2 separate regions of the Homo sapiens genome follow, and region 1 is linked to region 2. A link is a contact called in ENCODE Hi-C or POLR2A ChIA-PET data. All regions are on one chromosome and are shown on one strand. Each heading gives the region's core, a stretch centred on a gene start or an enhancer-like site at or near the end of the contact. The rest is flanking DNA. Distances are from core to core; before and after follow the strand shown. Region 1 holds the start of RIGI (RNA sensor RIG-I). Region 2 holds the start of APTX (aprataxin).

Region 1 (4,143 bases), core at 1,369-3,868, 480 kb before region 2:
CCTATTGATTATACTTTCCAAATGTGTCTTGAATCCATCCATTTCTCCCCATTCCTCCGGATTCCTATTTTCCTAACTGGTATCCTTGCTTCCAGTTTTTCCACTCTGCTGTCCTGGCATCATTGCATCTGCCATTCTCTCTCTCCCTGTCTTGTACCTATTCAAGCCATTCCTCAAACTGAAGTCAAAGTCGTTTTTCTACAATGCAAATTCTATTTTGGTCCCCTCTCCTTATCACATTTCAGTGGATAAAGTCCAAAACTGTTCATATCCCACTTCTGCTTGCCTGTCAAGTTTCATCTCTCTGAACTCCTGCCTCTCTCTCCACAATGCCACCATACTAATATTTTCTGGATACCTGGAACACTCTAGTTTCTCTTTCACCTTGGACCTTTGCACATAAGGAGCCCTCTAACTGCAATTTATTGTCTCCTTCCAGCTAATTTTTCCTCTTTCTTTAGACCTCAGTTCAAATGCCAAATATCTGGGAAGCTTTGGCTGTGCCCTTTGGACTCTAGTAGACATCCCAGCTTTTTTCCATCAAAGCACTGCTGCACTTTATTATTTACTATTTTGTTACCTGCATTCACATAGACACACTAATCACTATTAGGGCAGGGACAGTTTCTACTGTGCTCATCATTGCTTCCTCAACTTTCAATGACACTATTAGGTAATAGGTGCTGAGTAAATTACCTCCAATGCTAACATAATACTGACACGAGTTGCTTATTTTATTCCATCAAAGTGTATCAAATCAATATATGAGTGCATGAAAAAATGGAATTCACACCAGTTGTTAGTGTTTCTTCCAAGTACTTCTTCAGGTGCCAAGCTACACTGGTCACTAGAATGCCATTCCACAACCTTTCTTTTAGTTTTGTAGAGCAATTAGCATTCAAGTTAGTTGCCGGTCTTAACGCCATTTCCAAAAACTGCAATAACATCAGGAAAGACTGGCACTTGGAGACTTTTAGGATTCCCAGGCCCCCTCTCATCGACTTTTTTTTGTTTTTCGGTTTTTTTTTTTTTTTTTTTTTTTTTTTTGGAGACAAGAGTCTCACGATGTCACCCAGGCTGAGTGCAGTGGTGCGATCTCACCATAACCTCTGCCTCCCTGGTTCAAGCGATTTTCATTCCTCAGCCTCCTGAGTAGCTGGGACTACAGGAGTGCACCACTACGCCTGGCTAATTTTGTATTTTTCGGTAGAGACGGGGTTTCACCATATTGGCCAAGCTGGTCTCGAACTCCTGACCTTGTGATCCACCCGCCTAGGCCTCCCAAAGTGCTGGCTGCAGGGAGCCGAAGGCCCTTGGGATGTGACCAACTCAGCATTCCGCTGGAGGCTATATGATCAAACAGCAAACTGTTTATCATGAATGCAGCACCTGGGCAAACTCACACTGCCTTGCCACCAAATGGTTTGCTGAGCGCCTCACTCCCTGGCGCCAGGCTCCTTGAAATTATTTATTGAGAAATCTAGCACCTATTGTTCAAAGAATGCAGTCTTGCAAGCCTGCTGTGAATCAAGCAGCCAGCCAACAAGCACCTCCCCTTCTCGCTATCTCTTTTGCCTAATAAGAAGGGCTGTGTAAAGCTCAGGGCCCTTGTCCACTAGAGGCAAGGTGCCCCCTGACCCCTTCTTCCAGATATACTCTTTTGTCTCTTGTCTTTTATTCCCGCGTTCGCCCCTCTTTGTTCAGTCCCCTAGGTCCGTGCGGGTTACATAGTGGCACCCCGAACAGCAACAGCATCGGGTGCTCTACAGCTGGGATTACAGCGTGAGGGACCACGCCCGGCCTCATCGATATCTTTTAAGTACCACCTCCTTTCACCTCTTTCCCAGAAGCCTCTGCTCATCTCCAGCACAAAGTAATTCGATACAAATTTACAAAATGGTCATTACCCAGGATCACCTGTCTCCGAAGTTAGATGGAAACACCTGTATTAAAGCCTAAAGCTATTCGGTCTGGAAAAGTCCGGCTCCTCTCCAGCTTCCACTTCTTTAGGCGTGCAAATAAGATTCGGCAGAGTAAGCATCAACTTCCTTTAAGCTCAGACCGCACTTTGTGCTCAGTACTGTAATTATCTGCCCTTTGTGTCCCATCCCTTGGACTGTAATGTATACTAAGGAAGAGCCCTTATCTTATTTCTCAATCTCTGTCAGTACCCAGCCAAGCACACAGTAGACTTTAATATTAGTGAAAATAAATGAAACAAAATTTCTTCCCCAGCTTTGAACCTAAATAGATGAGCACCCTTAAGCAAGTCACTTCACCTCGCTGGAACTCAGTTTCCCCACCTAGGCCTCCGAGGGCTCCTCAAACTCTGGCAACCTCTAGCCTAAAATGCTGCGGAGATCTTACCACAAACCTGGGGAGTCTGGCAGGCTCTCTGCATTGATTAAAAGAAGGGAACGAAGCAAGAGAAAAACAAGTCCTCAATTGTTTTCCGCCGAGAAGGCGCCGCTGGAGACACTCACCCTCCCTAAACCAGGGGGCCATGTAGCTCAGGATGTAGGTAGGGTCCAGGGTCTTCCGGATATAATCCTGGAAGGCTTGCAGGCTGCGTCGCTGCTCGGTGGTCATGCCGGCCTCTGCTTGCAGCTAGCTACGTTCCCCGCAGGCTGTGCCTCACTAGCTTTAAAGCCGGGTAGGAGGAGGGCGTGGCGAGCGGGGAAAGCAGGGATTTTCCGAGGAAATGAGGCCGGACGCGAGGCGGAGCTGCATAGGAACTTTAATAACTAAAGGGAAAATCGAAAGTGCAACTAGCGGCGGGCGGGGTTCGCGGAGGCTGTTTTGCCTCGGGCTAGTTTCGTTTCCCTCCGCACCGAGGAAGCCCGGGAACGGAGAGGACCCCTAGGAATTGCTTTTATTTTTATGATCTTATATTTTGTTTTGCTTTTATAGCGCTAACGTTTAGACACAGTAAAATGCACACAATCTGAGTGTGCAATTCGATGAGTTTTGTAAAGTGTACACCTGTGTACCCAGTTCTCCCACGTCGGCTGGGTGCCAGGGTAAGTCTATGTTTAGCTTTATAGGAAACCGCCACCTGTTGTCCAAAATGACTGATTACATCCAGTTTACATTCCCACCCGCAGTAGGAGAGCTCCAGTAGATAGACACATTGGTCAGCCTTTCTTTTTTTTTTTTAATTTTAACTTCCATCTTGGTCGGTGTGAAATGGTATATTATTGTGGTTTTAATTTTAATTTCCCATATAATTAATGGTGGGCACATTTGCATGTGCTTACTGGGTCATTCATATATCTTTTGTGAAGCATCTGCTCCAATCTTTTGCCTGACTTTGGAGTTTTTTGGTTTATGGATTTACAGGAGTTATTTATTCAGGATACAAAATTGTTAAATATATGTATTCGAAATATCTTCTTCCAGTCTGTGGCTTACCATTTCATTTTCTTAAAGGTGTCTTTTGAGGAGCAGACACTTATATTGATGCAATTTTCAGGTTTTTCTTCTGTTTGTTGTTTTTTGTGTCCTCTTTAATAAATCTTTGCCTACCCCAAGGTCATGAAAATATTGTTTCCTTTTAGATTTATATTTTTAGCCTTTACTTCTGGGTCTATTACTATCTCAAAATAATTTTGTTGTGGCGTGAGATGGGGGGTCCAGGTTCACTTTTTCCATATTTCTAATTGTTTCAGCACCGTTTGTTGAAAACTTTTCCTTTTGGCATTGGATAGCCTTGGGACCTTTGTAAAAAAACCAAGTCCATTGAATGTATATGTGTCTATTTCTGACTCTTGTTATATTCTACTTCCTACTACTTTGACAATACCATTGTCTCTAGGTTACTTTAGATTTCAACTAAGTCTCAAAATCAAGTACTACTAAGTTCTCCAAATTTGTTTTTCACTGTGAAGATATTAGCTATTTGAGATTCTTTGCATTCCTTTTTTTTTTTTTTTTTTAATTTCTTTTTTGAGACAAGGTCTCACTCTGTCTCCCAGGCTGGAGTGCAGTGGTGCAAACAGGGGTCACTGCAACCTTGAATCCCTGTGCATTTCCATATGAAATAAGAATCAACTTGTCAATTACCCCTTCCTTCCCCCAAAAAAAGTTTATGGGGATTTTGATCAAGATTGCATTGAACCTACAGATAAACTTGGGGAGAAGTGA
Region 2 (4,127 bases), core at 222-2,721:
CTCAAGTGTCAAGCGGTATTAACAATTGCTCTACACCATGGGGTTGTCACAAGAGCTAAAGGACAAAGTATGTAAAGCTCAGTGTCTGATAAAAAGCATTCAACACTATTATCACTCTTGTTAATAGCGAAGGTAGGGCAAGCAGGAGCTGTGGACATATAAAAAGATCATTTGAAAGCAATAACTGCGGCTGGGCACAGTGGCTCACGCCTGTAATCCCAACACTTTGGGAGGCCGAGGGGGGCGAATCACCTGAGGTCAGGAGTTTGAGACCAGCCTGGCCAACATGGTGAAACCCCATCTCTACTAAAAATACAAAAAATTAGCCAGGCGTCGTGGCACACGCCTGTAATCCCAGCTCCTTGGGAGGCTGAGGCAGAGATAGCTTGAACCCGGGAGACGGAGGTTGCAGTGAGGCGAGATCACGCCGTTGCTCTCCAGCCTGGGTAACAGAGTGAGACTCTGTCTCAAAAAAAAAAAAAAAAAAAAAAGAAAAGAAAAGAAAAAGAAAAAAAGAAAGTAATAACTGTGTAACTAAGAAGAACGAGCACAAATCTGTATTGTCTCACATATGAACAATCCCCAAAAGTTCCAAACCTAGATCACAGCAATTCCAAATAGAAATTTTATCCCTGCTTTGTTAAGCCACTATCACTGGTATGTATGGGGAAAGGCTTTTTTTTTTTTTCTTTTTTTTTTTTTTTTTGAGACGGAGTTTCGCTCTTGGCATGCCCAGGCTGGAGTGCAATGGCGCGATCTCAGCTCACCACAAACTCCGCCTCCCGGGTTCAAGAACGTCTCCTGCCTCACCCTCCCGAGTAGCTGGGATTACAGGCATGCGCCACCACACCTGGCTAGTTTTGTATTTTTAGTAGAGACGGGGTTTCTCCATGTCGGTCAGGCTGGTCTGGAACTCCCGACCTCAGGTGATCCGCCCGCCTCGGCCTCCCAAAGTGCTGGGATTACAGGCATGAGCCACCCCGCCCGGCCAAGGACTGCTTCTTCTGGCATTCCCTACAAGGCCTGTTGAGGATGCTGCTAAGGTCCCTCAAGTGCCTTTCACGAAGCATTTCTGGCGGAAACGCTGCCCTTCCCGACAAGCTGGGCCGCCTCCTTGGTTGGACAGGGCCCATTCTCTAATATTTTTTCGGCTTGTGTTGCGACCAAGGTACATACAGGTGTCGGGAGCACACGTGAACAAACGCAAAGTGGGTCGAAGACCAACGCGAGCGCCCGCTGAAACAGCCCAAGGTAGTAACAGGGGAGGACGGAGAAAGCAGCCGTGAGAGCAGCGCATGAAAGCAGCGTCATTCAAGGCACATCACTCAAGGGTAGGAGCAGCCTCGGCCGAACGCTCACCCGCGGCATTGAGCCCAGCCAGCAGAAGAGATAGGCTGACGACCGCCTTACCTCCAGAAGTCGGAGACGGACAAATTCACGTTACTCATCTGTGCCTCACCGCTTCCGGCGCTGCGGGATGACGTCAGAGGCCGGCTGTATCGCGACCAGTGACGTCACCAGCACCTCTCTAACGGATTGGCTGAAAGAATCTTGCCCACTTCCCAGATCAAAAAGCGTCCGCCCCAATTGGGTTCTCTCTGGGCCGTGGTCCAACTGAGGATCCTGGAAGTTATGCCTGTGGGGACCAGCTCTCTCAGCATCTCTCTGCCTGAGGGCCACTCGCCTGTCACTGCCTCACAGTCTCTGAATTGGGTGACATTTCAGACCCAATCCCTCTGTGGACGTTTCTAGGTGGCTGTGCAGCTTCTCGATACTCCATAAGGAGACGTTCACAACCTTTAAGGCCATCTCTCCTGCTGCAGACAACCTGCTGTAGCACTGCTACTTGCTTTTTAAACTACAGTCCGCTTTCTCCTTTGTGCAGGGAGGAAAGAATGGAGCGGTAAGAGGCAGGGAAACCTGTTTTTTGTAGTGCTGTGTACACTAAATGAACTGAGGGGCAATCCGGGAGAAAAAAAGCAAGATGCAGGGATAAGATGCGTGTACTGATTTTTTACAGCAATTCCAGAAAGTTCCCTAAGAATCATATTGCAGTTATTCAAAGGCATTTTGGCAGAAGGAACAATCCCTATCTCGGAGGTAAAAGTATAGTTTATAATTTTTCTCAAGTACAACACACTGGCAAAAATTCTTTGGTTGAATTAGGTTTCTGAATTTTCTGCTAGGCCCATCTGTGCACTTCCCTGTAAAATCCAGTTTTAGCACAGACCCTGGCTAAGTCAGTTTACCAAGAACCACCACCACCACCCCGCCTTATGTGGTTATTCTCAATATCTGATCAGGTTCCTTATTCTCCACTATCCCCCAGATGATGTCTGATTACCTTGGCCTGTCTCCAGCAAGAATCCTGTTAGGTATATTTAGCCAGAAACTCCTTTACCCCGATGTTTCCTCTTAGTAATTTTCCATCCACTGACCCCTACACAGCTCCTTGGCCATAAATGCCCACTTGCCCATGCTGCTGTTTGGAGTTGAGCCTAATCTCTCTTCCACTGCAAAACCCCGTTGCAGTGAGCTCTATATACCTATCATGAAGTTCCTGAATAAAGTCTTCCTTACCATGCTTCAGCAAGTATCATTGAATAATCTTTTCTTTAACAAAATTGAGATTTAAGGAGTCACATTCTTCATCAAGGTGGAGTATTGTTTCCTTCCATGGAAAAGCAGAGACTTAATGGTATGATGAAGCTATCAGAGCCTTCAAGACAGAAGGTGGGAGGATCTTCCAAGAAACACAGAGGACAGGCTTGCTTTTGTTAGCAGAGAAGATGCAGGTTTATATTAGGGTCATATAAGGAAGTGGGAAAACACAAGCAGCATCTCAGCAGCCACACAGGCCTTACAGCTGAGGAATGTTGTTCACAACTGCCCAAGATAAAAAGAGGCAACTCTGGTGACCTGACCAGTTTTGTTGTTCCCTCAATTAAGCATCCCTCTCGGTTAAGGGTGCTTCTTTGACCTGCCTTTGTGTGTCTTGCATCCAAAAGTTGGATTGGATCATTCTAATTACATCATTCACTATATAATGTGCAAAATTGGGCAGAGTTTCCACGTCCTGCTTGTTAGGCCTAGTCCATTGTCTATAGTGTATTAGTGGCCAGAAAAGCAAGATCACATGGCACAATGTATAGCTAAAGGTATGGCAGGCAGTGAAGACTTTCAGGCACTTCATATTGCCATGCTAATCACCAGAACTTTTTCATCTTGAAAAACTGAAACTCGGCCAGGCACGGTGGCTCACACCTGTAATCCCAGCACTTTGGGAGGCCAACGCAGGTGGATTACCTGAGGTCAGGAGTTCAAGACCAGCCTGGCGTGGCGGAACTCGCCTGTAGTCCCAGCTACTTGGGAGGCTGAAGCAGAAGAATTGCTTGAACCCGGGAGGTAGAGGTTGCAGTGAGCCAAGATCACTCCACTGCACTCCAGCCTGGGCGATAGAGCAAGACTCTGCCTCAAAAAAAAAACTCCGTATCGATTAAATAGCTCCCTATTTTCCCTCCCCCACCTGGCAACCACCATTCTACTTACAGTTTTCATGAGTCTGACCACTCTAGGTACCTCATGTAAGTAAAATCAGACAGTATTTGCCCATTTGCGACTGGCTTATTTCACTTAATATAATGTCCTCAAGTTTCATCCACATTGTATCATGTGTAAAAAGTTCCTTTTTAAAGCTGAATAACACTCCATTGCATGTACACACCATACTTTATCCATTCATCCACCCGTGGATATTCCACCATTTGGCTATTGTGAATAATGCTGCTATGAACATGAGTGTATAAATATCTCTTTGAGATCCTGTTTTCACAATTTGCAATTGCAAGAACATGGAACCAACCTAAATGCCCATGAACTGATGAATGCATAAAGAAAATGTCGTACATATACACCACAGAATACTACTCAGCCATAAAGAAGAATGAAATAATGTCTTTTGAAGCAACTTGAATGGAACTGGAGGCCATTTTTCTAAGTGAAGTAACTCAGGAATGGAAAACCAAATACCACATGTTCTCACTTATAATTGGCAGCTAAGCTTTGGGTATGTAAAGGCATACAGAGTGGTATAATGTTCATTGGAGATTCAGAAGTGGAGAGAGTGG

The links. Hi-C counts contacts between places; a loop is a spot of excess contacts on that map. ChIA-PET counts read pairs that join two places held with the same protein, here RNA polymerase II (POLR2A). Pooled maps may share reads with other maps.
Region 1: a loop to region 2 is called in a map of CD8-positive, alpha-beta T cell, with 31 times the contacts of the local background. The contact joins the promoter of RIGI here to the promoter of APTX in region 2. A Hi-C loop is called at or near these places in 1 of 168 maps with a recorded cell type or tissue (CD8-positive, alpha-beta T cell) and 12 of 50 pooled maps. POLR2A ChIA-PET finds 5 or more read pairs at or near these places in 5 of 52 experiments (BJ, H1, HEK293T and 2 more).

The regions. Positions count from the first base shown.
Region 1 is chr9:32,523,578-32,527,720 of GRCh38, forward strand. RIGI (RNA sensor RIG-I) reads right to left here and starts at 2,619. Exons shown (of 18, transcript NM_014314.4): 1 at 2,484-2,619. The coding sequence starts at 2,589. RefSeq lists an enhancer at 2,520-2,769.
Region 2 is chr9:33,000,157-33,004,283 of GRCh38, forward strand. APTX (aprataxin) reads right to left here and starts at 1,472. Exons shown (of 8, transcript NM_001195248.2): 1 at 1,411-1,472. LOC124902140 (a long non-coding RNA gene) reads left to right here and starts at 1,621. Exons shown (of 2, transcript XR_007061454.1): 1 at 1,621-1,903; 2 at 2,021-2,589. RefSeq lists enhancers at 417-1,028, 1,029-1,641, 1,401-1,670 and a silencer at 871-930.